Regions from separate parts of the Homo sapiens genome. Here region 2 is linked to region 1. Evidence: chromatin contacts called from ENCODE Hi-C or POLR2A ChIA-PET data. All regions are on one chromosome and are shown on one strand. Each heading gives the region's core, a stretch centred on a gene start or an enhancer-like site at or near the end of the contact. The rest is flanking DNA. Distances are from core to core; before and after follow the strand shown. Region 1 overlaps PLEKHA7 (pleckstrin homology domain containing A7). Region 2 has its middle 130 kb from the start of C11orf58.

What was found. A loop is a pair of places that touch in the nucleus more often than their neighbours do. ChIA-PET counts read pairs that join two places held with the same protein, here RNA polymerase II (POLR2A). Pooled maps may share reads with other maps.
Region 2: a pooled map shows a loop between it and region 1 (2.5-fold over the local background). The contact joins two enhancer-like sites. A Hi-C loop is called at or near these places in 1 of 50 pooled maps. POLR2A ChIA-PET finds 5 or more read pairs at or near these places in 2 of 52 experiments (A673 and HEK293T).

The regions. Positions count from the first base shown.
Region 1 is chr11:16,784,381-16,786,943 of GRCh38, reverse strand. It overlaps PLEKHA7 (pleckstrin homology domain containing A7), which reads left to right. Exons shown (of 27, transcript NM_001329630.2): 24 at 557-715. Among named protein-coding and RNA genes, the nearest start is that of C11orf58, 47 kb to the right of the region's middle. Within about 2 kb of position 1,288, at least 5 of the 41 ENCODE cell types and tissues checked have a DNase peak (open chromatin) inside an H3K27ac peak, as active enhancers do.
Region 2 is chr11:16,606,507-16,609,069 of GRCh38, reverse strand. It overlaps a transcript of SOX6 not described here. Among named protein-coding and RNA genes, the nearest start is that of C11orf58, 130 kb to the left of the region's middle. RefSeq lists enhancers at 947-1,446, 1,447-1,948. Within about 2 kb of position 1,274, at least 26 of the 41 ENCODE cell types and tissues checked have a DNase peak (open chromatin) inside an H3K27ac peak, as active enhancers do.

The DNA.
Region 1 (2,563 bases), core at 39-2,538:
GCCTCATTGGCTCCAAGCTGCTTTTGCTTGTACCTCCCCAGCCCTACTGTAAGTGCGAGATCCCCCACCTACGAATGTTATCTTGTTGAAAATTCCCAATAGAAAGATCCTTGGTTATTCTTCTTGCTTAGCAGGGCCTTGAAGGGCGTGTTTTTCCATTAATTCTGAGCCTGGGACGTATGTCTCCTGAACCAGCTGTAGAGAGTGGAAGGGACAAATCCCTTCTCTAGAACTCTGTCCCAAGTTGTTTGGAGGTCACCCTCTCTGGGAGCCTTCTATTTCCCTGGGGACCACTGTGAGCCTGAAGTCATGAGTCTTAGACCTGTGCCCCAAGGGTGTATGTTTGAAACCTCTGGGAACCCAGATCAGAGAGCACTTAGCAGTCTGGAACAGCCCATATGAAGGGGACAGCAGCTTCATTCTCTATTGCACATACAGCTTTTCCCTAAGGGGATCACAGGTTCATCTTCCAAAGGACCCCATGGAAAAAGGTGACCAGCCGGGCTCTTTCAGCAATCAGGAAGCGACTACGTTTAACCTCTTGTTCTGTTGCCAGTGGAAGCGTGAGCAGGACTTTGACCTGCAGTTGCTGGAACGGGTCGTGCAAGGGGAAAAAAAGGACAAGGAGGAGAATGGCTGGTTGAAAGTGCAGGCCATGCCTGTCACTGAGTTGGACCTGGAGCCTCAAGACTATGACTTGGACATCAGCAGAGAGGTGAGGGCAGGCACTTCCTTCATGTCCTCCAGGAGACATGGCCTTCAAGTTCCCAGCCTGATCCACCTTCCCACTGTGGGGTATCATCCTGAACAGGGACATGGCTCAGCTTCAGTGTGGCCTAGGAGGATGGATGGATAGCAGCTTAAGGCAATGAAAGGAGGCCAGATGTTTCGATGAAGGTTCAAAACTCTCTGTAATTTAGGGCAAATTGCAATTTTAGCTTCTCTGTGCTTCAGTTTCCTCAACAGTGAAGTGGGTTGTGAAGAGGATTAAGTAACTGCACATGTTCTTGGGAGGTTTAGCGATCAAAGCCACATAGTAGGCACGTGAGCAGCAGTTGTTATTGTTAGGAAATGTTCCCTGCAACACCAGGGGTTGGCTTTTCAACTGGCTGGTGAGGCCAACTTGGGCAGTCTGACTAGGGGAAAATGGGGGGCAGGTTTGAAAATCACAGGCGAAATTTCCAGCCATGGTAGAAGCTAGGAGACAGTGCAGAGTTCTGGTCTGAATTCTTCTGGTGCCCTCTGGTGGCTCACATGCATCATGACAGGGCAGGCCCAGGAGAGCAAGTAACTCCTGGATCTCTACCCATCAGGAAATGTCTCTACCCAAGGGGAGAGAAAGGGAACTCGGGATGACACACTCAGTGTCTTCAAGACGTAGATTGTCTCCTGTGGCCTATGTCGATGCTATTCCTAAGCTCTTCAGGGCAGCGTCTATGGCTGCTTGGTTCACCTTTGTATCCCTAGTCCCTGGCACAGGGCCTGGCACACAGTGGGTACGTGGTACATCTTTGCTGCATCTTTGACTGTGTTGAATGAATCACACAGTGACCCATAAATGTACCAAAAGCATTTGTACAAGGACTTGGCCTGCCTGGAAACTGCACAAGAGGAAATGTTCTCACCACATGAAGGATGGATCGAGGCGAGACCTCAATAAAACTTTCCCCCAGGTCTGTGTGATAGGAGAGTGAGAACTGAGGAGGACCTGTGTCTTCCAGAGCCTTCCTGCTGTCTTAAGAGGTGGTGCCAGGCCCATTCACAAGCTGATTTGCCAATGGTATCTACCTGACTCAGTATGTTAGGGGTTCCTCTGGTCTTTGGGAACAAAGGAACAGTGTGTGGATAAGATAGATGCCTGTACAGTTGTTGAGTTTTGGGGTCTGCTGGGGCTCTAGGAGTTAACAAGGCTGGTCCCCTGCCCCAAGACCTTGTTCCTTTGCCATCTGAAACAGCCAAAGGTCTGTGCGTTCTCAGATTCACAAAAGAAGCCCCAACATGCTGCCTTGGCAGGGGAAGTGTGTTCTGTAGTGTCCTGATTGCCTGCCAGCCCAGGGAAAAAGTTCTTCCTTATCTCTAACCTAAATTCCTCCTGCTACAATGTAATCTGCTTCCTTCCTCTAAATCTGTCCTCATTGGAGTAACAGAGAAGAGCTTATTTCTTGCCATCTCCAACAGAGTGAAAGGGCTGCGTGTGGGTTTAAATCCATGACCTGATTTGCCCTGGGATTGGATTAAGCTTGTTTTTAGGAGCTTCAACCCACCCCATTTTAGTGTGCTTTTGTAATTCAGGGAGGAAAAAGTTCCTGGAGCATGCAGAAGCTTCCTTTCGTGTTCTTAGTCCAAGCAAGGTTTCACCAAGCCGAGTTTGCCACTAGGTCCACGGGAGATGCTGGTGAGGTGAAATTTGGGGCCATTTTCCTCTGGCCAGCAGTAGATTCAGCATAGCTGCCTCCTGTCTAGATCAGAAGAGCTTTTTTAGGGACAGAAAGCACCATCACATCCTTTCATTCACCCACCTGTCAATCATCCATTTATCCATTATCCATCCATTCAGGGAGAA
Region 2 (2,563 bases), core at 25-2,524, 180 kb after region 1:
ATGACATTCTATGTCCTTCAAATCTATAATCTACCCTACACATGACTCAAAGGGAATCTTTATTTAGGTTTTGTCTGGGGGTCTTTTATTAACATAATTTTCTACATCTGACTTAGGCATTTTTATATGTCATCCTGGGTGACTGAAACTGTTTTCATCTTCAACAACCTTTAAACCACCCCTCTTGAAATTGTTTCTCCAAATCTTTTCCTCTACAAAGTTGAGGTAATATACATATATCATCCACTCAATCCCATACAATGAAGACTTATCCATATAACAGTATAACAATTGTGGAATTGTTTTATTTATTGCCGTGAAAGTGTAATAATTTTTTGGTGATTTGTACATGTCCTGTTATTTATAATAATTTGAATCCATAAACTATATAATCCATATGGCCTCCAGAACACTGCCACCTACATATGTTAGGAATCTCCTGTGTGAATTGCTTTTTCTTTTTTTTTTTTCAACGCCTCCTCCTCCATCGTTTAAAATGTTTCTCTTCCCCCATTTGCTGAGATCCTACTAAGTGGTGTGTTTTCATCATCTCTGCTTCCTTCATCTCTTTCTTTTCTCTCTTTTGACTACTTCTTTTTTTCGTTTTCCTTCATCCTTCTTATTGTTCATCCTAATATCCACCCTTCTTGTCTTCTCCCTGGCCTGCCTGTCCTTCCCCTTCTCCGTTTGTCTCGTGACTCGCTTTTGTGGTCCAGTTCTATCTCTTAGTACTTCTCAACATTCAGCCCATGCCTCCTTCTGTCACCTAACTTTTCCAAAGCACAAGCTACCATTCATACATTTTCCTTTACCATTTGACTTCCTCACTTTCTCCAGTTTGCTCCTTTTTTTTCTCCCCGAGTTGCCTACCTTTTCCACGCTACAGTTTGCCTTTCTCCTGACTCCTCCTCCCAGCAGCCCTAGCCCCAATAGAGCTCTTTTGGTCGTTTTCCCCTCAGCCTGCCTCTCCCCCACCTAGTACTTGTCCCCATTCTCCTCTGACCCCGACTTTCTCTCTTCTTTGTCTCCTTCCAGTTCTCCCCTAGTAGTTGCTTCACCGTCTCTTTCCAGGCGCTTTCCCCAGTTCCAACCTCTGGTCTCGCCGATGTCTCTGCCCTCCTCTCTCTTTGCGGCTCTCTCTTGCCTTTGCCTCCCGCTCTCCCCTCCTTCTTCCCCCGGCCCGCCCTCCTCCCTCCCAGCTTCTCTGCCTGGCTCGCTGCCTCCCTCGCCTCTTGTCTCATCTTGCCTGTGTTGTCTGGGAGGGGAGCCCAGCCTCCTCTCCCTCGCTCAGATCAATGCCCTGGCCACTCACTTTCTGATGTTGCACGACGGGAAATGCTTTGAATACTTACGACATGGCCGCTCACACTGATTGCCAAGATTGACAGCACTAACCATCGCCTTCACTTGTTCCAGGGTGAAGCCCCTAGTCACCCCGCTCCGCGCGCACCTCCTGGAACCCCGGCGGCAAACTTCTGCCGCTCTGCGCTGCCCCCACCCGGGGCGGGACACCCCCGCAGACTTGAGTTAACGGGCTACGCCGGCCGCGGCGCTGGGGGGTTCTGTTCCCTTGCTCCCCGGACTGTGACAATTGACCTAGCACCGACTCCCCTTCCTTTTAATTTTTTTTATTTGTATCTTTCCCTTTTTCTTTAATGCCATTTACTCCTGCGGCGCAGCGCACAAGGAGCCCTCCCGCGCGGTACCATCCTGGAGCCCGCCCAGGTAACCGGGACGGAGCGAGCGATCTCGAGAGCGAGGGAGGCAGAGCCAGGGCGCGCGGCCCGCTGTGAGCTACCTGTTGGGGCGCCGGAGGGGGCAGGGGGCAGGAGCCCAGGGCCGGGCCGCCGTCCCCCGGCGTCTTCCGCTCCTGCCCTTCCGGGCACTCCAGGGTTAGTTTCTGTGAGCTGGGACCGAGGGGCTGGGGCAGGACAGGCAGAGGGACGAGAGCCGAGCGAGCGGAGCCCCGAGAGGGCGCGGGTGGCCGGGAGCCGCGGCTGCCGGGCCGGGGCGGGTTTGCGTACTTGGCTGGGGAGGGGAAAGGAGGAGGAGGAGCGGGAGGAGGGCGCTCCGAGGGGCCGACGCGGAGGGGGAGTGGAGGGAGAGAAAGGGGCCCGGGCGCCCGCCGCTCGCTGGTGGACGCGCTGATCCCGAGGATGCGTCCCCCTCTTGGAGAGTTGCGCCTTGTTCCGGAGTGACAGATCTGCGTGGCGGGGGTCTGTTTTTCTCCCCTTCACCTCCCCTCCAAAAAATCCACCCTGAGAAAACACATGTTGTAGCCGTAGATAACTGTGCGTAGGACATTAAGGCAAAAGGGCAGGGACAGGGACACAACGCAACCTTTGACAACAGAAAGCTGTTATCGCCATCCTAAGTATTCGTCCGGAAATCTGTCTGCCCTCTCGGCCCACCTCACTCCTCCACCTCCGCCTCCCCGCATTGGTATTCTAATCTATATAATTGGGAATGATGTGAAAAAGAAGTCAGGTGGCTTAGAGAATGAATTTGTAAGTCTCCGTGAAGTTCGAGGTAGGTATTTCATTGAAGTTCGCTCAAGTGTGTG